Linked DNA regions of Homo sapiens: region 2 is linked to region 1. Evidence: chromatin contacts called from ENCODE Hi-C or POLR2A ChIA-PET data. All regions are on one chromosome and are shown on one strand. The core of a region is the stretch at or near the end of the contact, and the rest is flanking DNA. Distances in the headings are between cores, read along the strand shown.

Region 1 (2,986 bases), core at 151-2,650:
AAAGAGTTAATCTCAACTTTCAGTTAACTACTGGACACTGGTGTGCTCCTTTATTCCCAGTATTACACCAAGGAAAACGTTCCAGAAACGTCGATAAGCCGGTGGTGAATTACTGCCATCGGAACATTTACGGCATTCAAAGACAGAAAAAACTTCATCTTGAAAAATCACAATCCAAAAACAACAGCCATTCTTACACCAATTCATAAAAAATATGTGAACCACTTTATCCCTAAATACTGCAAAAACATCAAAATGAGGGAACAGTGGAACAACAGAGGTAAGAGGTAACTGCTAGAACCAGGATTAGAAACTAATTCCTGCCTTCTTCTGAACTCTTTTGCTACATCCTCCTTCCTCGCCAGTTTTCATGGGGTTGTTGGTGCTTTTATTGCAAGTTTCCTTCCCTTTCTTCCCTATAGCACTGTGTTCCGTCAACTCTGCGGCTCTATCACTGGAGGCTGTAGAGGCATCCGCTGATACACCAACAGCCTGCTAATTTCTATGGGGAGTAATAGTACTGGCTGCACCTCAAGTGCTTACAGTCTAGTTGACCATTTGTTTCTCTTTTTTTAGGGTCTTTAAAAGTGTTATTCTTTGTCGCCCTTTGTTTCTGAGTAATGCTCACGATGATGCTGATTCAACCACTGCTCTTCTGGGATCGGGGACCCCAGAAAAGAACCCACCGCCCGAGAGCCAAAGTGGAGGGGTGACCCTCCTCCCCTTTTCCTGCCACAGCTCACACTCTCAGACTTTTTGCTCTTAAAGTCCCTGGGCAGCCCCAAGGAGCCCCCGCCTCCTCCCGGGCCGCCCACGCGCGGCACCCCTGGAAGAAGGCGACCCCACGCCCCCCCTGCCCGGCTCGACCCAACTGACAGCGAAGCAGGATGCAGTTGGTGTCCTCCTGGCTGGCCACCCAGCTCAGCGAGTCGCCCAGCGGCCGCCGGCAGCCGGAGCACAGGAACACCAGCGGCCTCTCCTCCGCAGCCGCCGCCTCCTCCTCCAGCTGCGCCCTCTCCATGTCGGCCACCGACGCGTCTTCGCTCATGGAGCTCCACATGCTCGCCCACTTCTGCAACAGCTGGTGGCGGCTCGAGTCTTCGGAGAGTCTCTTGCCCAACAGCGAGGAGTCGCTGCATTTGCCCTTGTCGCCGCACTCACAGCCGCCAGCGCATCCTCTGCTACACCTCAGTGACCGAACGCCTGCCATTACCTACAAATCGCCCGCGCCCCAGAGCGCCATGGGAAAAAAAACCGCCGCTGCTCATGCGCGGGGCGGGGAGCGGTGGCGGAGGCCGAGAAGGGGCAAAAGCCTGAAGGGGGCGGGACGGCGGGCGGCCTCTAGTGCGCATGCGCGCCGTGCGGCCTTGGCCAAGCGTGATAGTCACTGCGCCTGCGTCAGGTTTTCCAGCCTGAAGAAATTGATGATGCAGACCTGTTTGCTTGTCTTCCTAAGGATTATTCACCCCTTTCCGTGGGAGGGGCAGCGTCACTGAGAAAGTTACGGGTTGCAAGCTTGAGTGTCTAAGAACCGCCTGGCGAGCTTCTTAAGCAGATCGCCAGGTTCCATCTTCGCAGACTCTGGTTCAGCAGGTAGCAGGTTAGCCCGAGAATCTGCATTTCTAACAAGCTCCTAGGCGTGCCCACGCTGTCAGTATTGGCAGCCCAACCTTTTTTGGGGGGTGGGGGGGGGAGTTTTTCTATGTTGCCGGTCTCGAACTCCTAGCCTTAAGCGATCTTCCCTACTCGGCCTCCCAAAATGCCAGGATCGCAAGCGTAAGCCACTGTGCCAGACCACCACCCTTTTTCTTCTTTTTTGTAAGTGGACTAATTATAGTTGTATATAAGCAGCTCCACTTTTGATGACCACTGCTCTATTTTGTCGGCTCCTGGGGACCTCCTTTCCATGAAGTGGAGAAGGAAGGGGATAGAGGAGTCCCTCATCACAGGGTCCTTTTGCGCACTGCTATCCCTGGAATGAGACCCTGGGAAGGGCCCCGGATCACTCAGGCTGTCACTGCAAGGAAAAAGTTGAGGAAGCAGCAGTGCCCCTGGAAAGCCTGGAAGTGTCCCTGCTGCTTGGATCAAGGAACAATTCGTCCTTGCAAGGAAGAAGCATCCCTTGTTGATGATAAGGACAGATTTCCTCAGCTGCCCCAGAAAGCCAGCCTCTGCCTAAAACACCGTAGGTCAGGAGGGAAAGCTGGCGGGGAACCAGCCAGCTGCACCACAGACAGTCTGGTGGTATACCTGGGAAGAAAGCTACCTGCAAGGACCTACTCTGTTCCTACTACGCTCTGGGTGTCCCCCAAGTCACTGCCTATTTTGCTTGGTTGCATAAACTATTTATGTAAATGTACTTCCAATTTTAGTGCTTACAGCCACTAGCAAAAAGCAAAAGCTTTGGAGTCAGTGGTCCTGGTTAACTTACCCCTCCCTCCACAAGGTAGTAACAGTGTAGGGAACTGTGGAAAAGGCTGTTTGCCTTCCCTGAGTCTAATTCTTCATGGAGTAAATGGAGTCTGTTTCTTCAGTACTACACCAAGTTGTTCATGAGGATCGAGTTTTCTAATATTCATGAAAATACTTTGTAAACCCTGGCACACCATGCTCATGTTAATCACCTTCTTACTGGAAGAAAATGCTTTAGATAATTTAGGCTTTTTTTTTTTACCCATAGAATTCCCTTCCTTCCTTCTGCTTTTTTTTTTCTTTTCTTTATTTTTTCAGAGATGATGTTTCAGTATGTTGCCCAGGCTGGTCTCGAACTCCTGGCCTCAAGCGATCCTCCTGCCTCAGCCTCCCAAGTAGCTGGAACTACAGGCATGCCTCACCATACTTTGCCCCTTCTACTTTTGTAGAGCCAAGCCTGACCTTCCTGGACTGTTGTTTTCAAGCATAATATCTCTGGTACAACATTGATACAATCCACATGAGTTCTTTAAGTAAGTGGCTAGTTACTTGGGGATTCAAAGGATCATCTTGT
Region 2 (2,986 bases), core at 333-2,832, 1.0 Mb after region 1:
ATATGGCATATAGAGATGGCATATAGAGATGGCATATAGAGATGGCATATAGAGATGGCATATAGAGATGGCATATAGAGATGGCATATAGAGATGGCATATAGAGATGGAATATAGAGATGGAATATATATGGCATATAGAGATGGAATATATATGGCATATAGAGATGGAATATATATGGCATATAGAGATGGCATATAGAGATGGAATATAGAGATGGAATATAGAGATGGAATAGATATGGAATATAGAGATGGAATAGATATGGAATATAGAGATGGAATAGAGATGGAATATAGAGATGGAATATAGAGATGGGATATAGAGATGGGATATAGAGATGGGATATAGAGATGGGATATAGAGATGGGATATAGAGATGGGATATAGTGATGGAATATAGAGATGGGATATAGAGATGGAATAGATATGGAATATAGAGATGGAATAGATATGGAATATAGAGATGGAATAGATATGGAATATAGAGATGGAATATAGAGATGGGATATAGAGATGGGATATAGAGATGGAATATAGAGATGGGATATAGAGATGGAATATAGAGATGGGATATAGAGATGGAATATAGTGATGGGATATAGAGATGGAATATATAGATGGAATATAGAGATGGAATATATAGATGGAATACATATATATTCCATTGCATTGTTCTTTACAAACATTCATTTAATTATGTAATTGCTAATTAATTGCTTGGTTGTTATAACAACGAAGTATTTGATTCCTTATTTTATCTCATCATTTAAATTTTATTTCGCATATTTTCACAATGCACTGGATCTATTACTGAGGAATTTAATTAAATAATCATTCGAACCATGGGCTCGAATTGTTTACTGATAAAGCCCGACGACCAAAACAGCCTAGCGACTGCTGTTTGGAGCCCCTCGGCCCAGGGCCCGTGGCTGTTCTCTCCAAGGGACCATCTCGCCCCTCAGCCAAGTCGCCCGGAAAACGAGCGCTCGACCGCCTCTGCCCCGCTCTCGCTCTGCACACAGCAACGGTCTGGTCGCTCAGCCACTTCCTCCTTCCAGCCTCATCTGGTTCCCAGGCCGCTGGGGACTCCCAACGCCACTGTCCAAGACTCTAGGGTCAGCAAGCGCCCCGGGCGGAGAAGGGCGAGGACGAAGAGCGCCGGGCCGCGACCAGGAGCCCACCCGCGCCCTCCGACTGCAGACATGGGGAAGAGACGCGGGAACTCCAAAGTCGCTGGGTCTGCGCAGGTGTGTGCCGCGATCCTGTGAAGGTCAAGGCCTCCTGTGAGGGGGAGTCGTCCTGGAATGCGATGGTGAAGTGCTCCAGACCGGCCATAGGCCGGAAAGAGTGAGGAAGAAGAGAATGCAGGAGGCCTGCGATTTCTAAGGCGCGCGCGCACAGGGGTGCTGCAATTAGGATGGGGCAATGGGAGCTTGGAGAAGGGGTGCTAGCTAGGAGGAAAGGCGCGTGCGTGGAGGAACGGCGCGTGCGCGGAGGGGCGGTGTGTGTGTCAGAAGAGGCGGCGCGTGCGTAGAGGGGCGGTGAGAGCTAAGAGGGGCAGCGCGTGTGCAGAGGGGCGGTGTGACTTAGGACGGGGCGATGGCGGCTGAGAGGAGCTGCGCGTGCGCGAACATGTAACTGGTGGGATCTGCGGCGGCTCCCAGATGATGGTCGTCCTCCTGGGCGCGACGACCCTAGTGCTCGTCGCCGTGGCGCCATGGGTGTTGTCCGCAGCCGCAGGTGAGAGGCGGGGAGGAGAGTCTTGGCGCAGGGCGGGAGGTAGGGCACGCAGCTGGGCTACGGGGGCGGCGATGCTGTTGGGGGCGACAGACGCCCAGTCTGGGAAACCTTCGGTCCACTTTGCCGCGCCAAAGATTAAACCCGACCTGGGCTCGCAAATCAACCAGGAGAAAGTGGTGTTCTGGGTCCTCTCTTGCCGCTTGCCTGTGGCCGTGTACGGGTCCTCGGGAGCGCCCGGGTCCCACCCCCGTGAAATGGCGGTGCCAGAGCTTTGTGTCGAGTTTGATTCTTTCCGGGAAAGTACCGCGGCTCCGCTGGTCTGTTTGATAATAAACAAAACATTTCCCGAAATGCATTTCCTCAATCTGGTGAATAGGCGCCCAGTCCCACGGGGGAGTGAGCTAAGTGTGGCCAGGATTTCTCTGCCCTCAGGATTCATACAGGCCAATAAAAAATGACAGTCGGAGTGACTGAAGCATAATTGTCAGTTCTCGAGGTTTACTAAGCCTGCTTCAGGGCGCATCCGGGAAAAACGTGAGCCACAAACACGTCTGTGACTGGTTTTCCAGAGGTTTTCAGGAGGTGGGGCAGGAAGGCAGTAAGGCAAATAGTTCTGTGAGAATTTAGTTAGTGCCCAAGAAATCTGTATTTTAAGATACCATGAGTGTCTTGAAGAGAAAAAGAGAGTAAAGGGAGTCAGTTATGCAGATGCCTCTGGGTAGATGGAGTCTTGACTTTGTTTTGCACCTGAGAAGATAAGCTTGTAATTGACATGGTCAGTGTGGAAGGCCTGAACTAGTTTTTCAGATTAACTTTGGAATGCCATTTGTTGAGAGGAGAGGTCCATTCACATTGTTGGGGGGCTTAGAATTTTATTTTTGGTTTACTTAACTACCTACTTTTTTCCCAAAGAAATAATCATGTTCAAAACTCAATGAAATGTTATCTCAATGAGATTGTAATGTTGCTCAGTCTTTCAGAAGTCATAAAAATAGTCATACTTTTTAAACTAGTAAATGCAATTCTAGGACCCAAGACTAAGAAAACTGTCCAAAATATGGGAAGACATTTTTATTTATACTTTTTTTTTTTTTTTTTTGAGACAGCCTGTTGCCCAGGCTGGTGTGCAGAGGCGTGATCTCAGCTCACTGCAACCTCTGCCTCCCAGGTTCAGGCGATTCTCCTGCCTCAGCCTCTTGAGTAGCTGGAATTACAGGTGCACGCCACCACATCCGGCTATTT

Evidence for each region. Hi-C counts contacts between places; a loop is a spot of excess contacts on that map. ChIA-PET counts read pairs that join two places held with the same protein, here RNA polymerase II (POLR2A). Pooled maps may share reads with other maps.
Region 2: a loop to region 1 is called in a pooled map, with 8 times the contacts of the local background. The contact joins the promoter of IFNAR1 here to the promoter of MIS18A-AS1 in region 1. A Hi-C loop is called at or near these places in 4 of 50 pooled maps. POLR2A ChIA-PET finds 5 or more read pairs at or near these places in 2 of 52 experiments (PC-3 and activated CD4-positive, alpha-beta T cell).

The regions. Positions count from the first base shown.
Region 1 is chr21:32,277,805-32,280,790 of GRCh38, forward strand. MIS18A-AS1 (MIS18A antisense RNA 1) reads left to right here and starts at 1,401. Exons shown (of 1, transcript NR_046576.1): 1 at 1,401-2,986. MIS18A (MIS18 kinetochore protein A) reads right to left here and starts at 1,245. Exons shown (of 5, transcript NM_018944.3): 1 at 877-1,245. The coding sequence starts at 1,210. RefSeq lists enhancers at 494-995, 996-1,495, 1,439-1,658.
Region 2 is chr21:33,323,388-33,326,373 of GRCh38, forward strand. It overlaps IFNAR1 (interferon alpha and beta receptor subunit 1), which reads left to right and starts at 1,583. Exons shown (of 11, transcript NM_000629.3): 1 at 1,583-1,744. The coding sequence starts at 1,669. RefSeq lists promoters at 287-1,570, 924-1,594, enhancers at 607-1,509, 797-1,006, 1,227-1,276, 1,510-2,411 and cis regulatory regions at 1,015, 1,506-1,515, 1,572.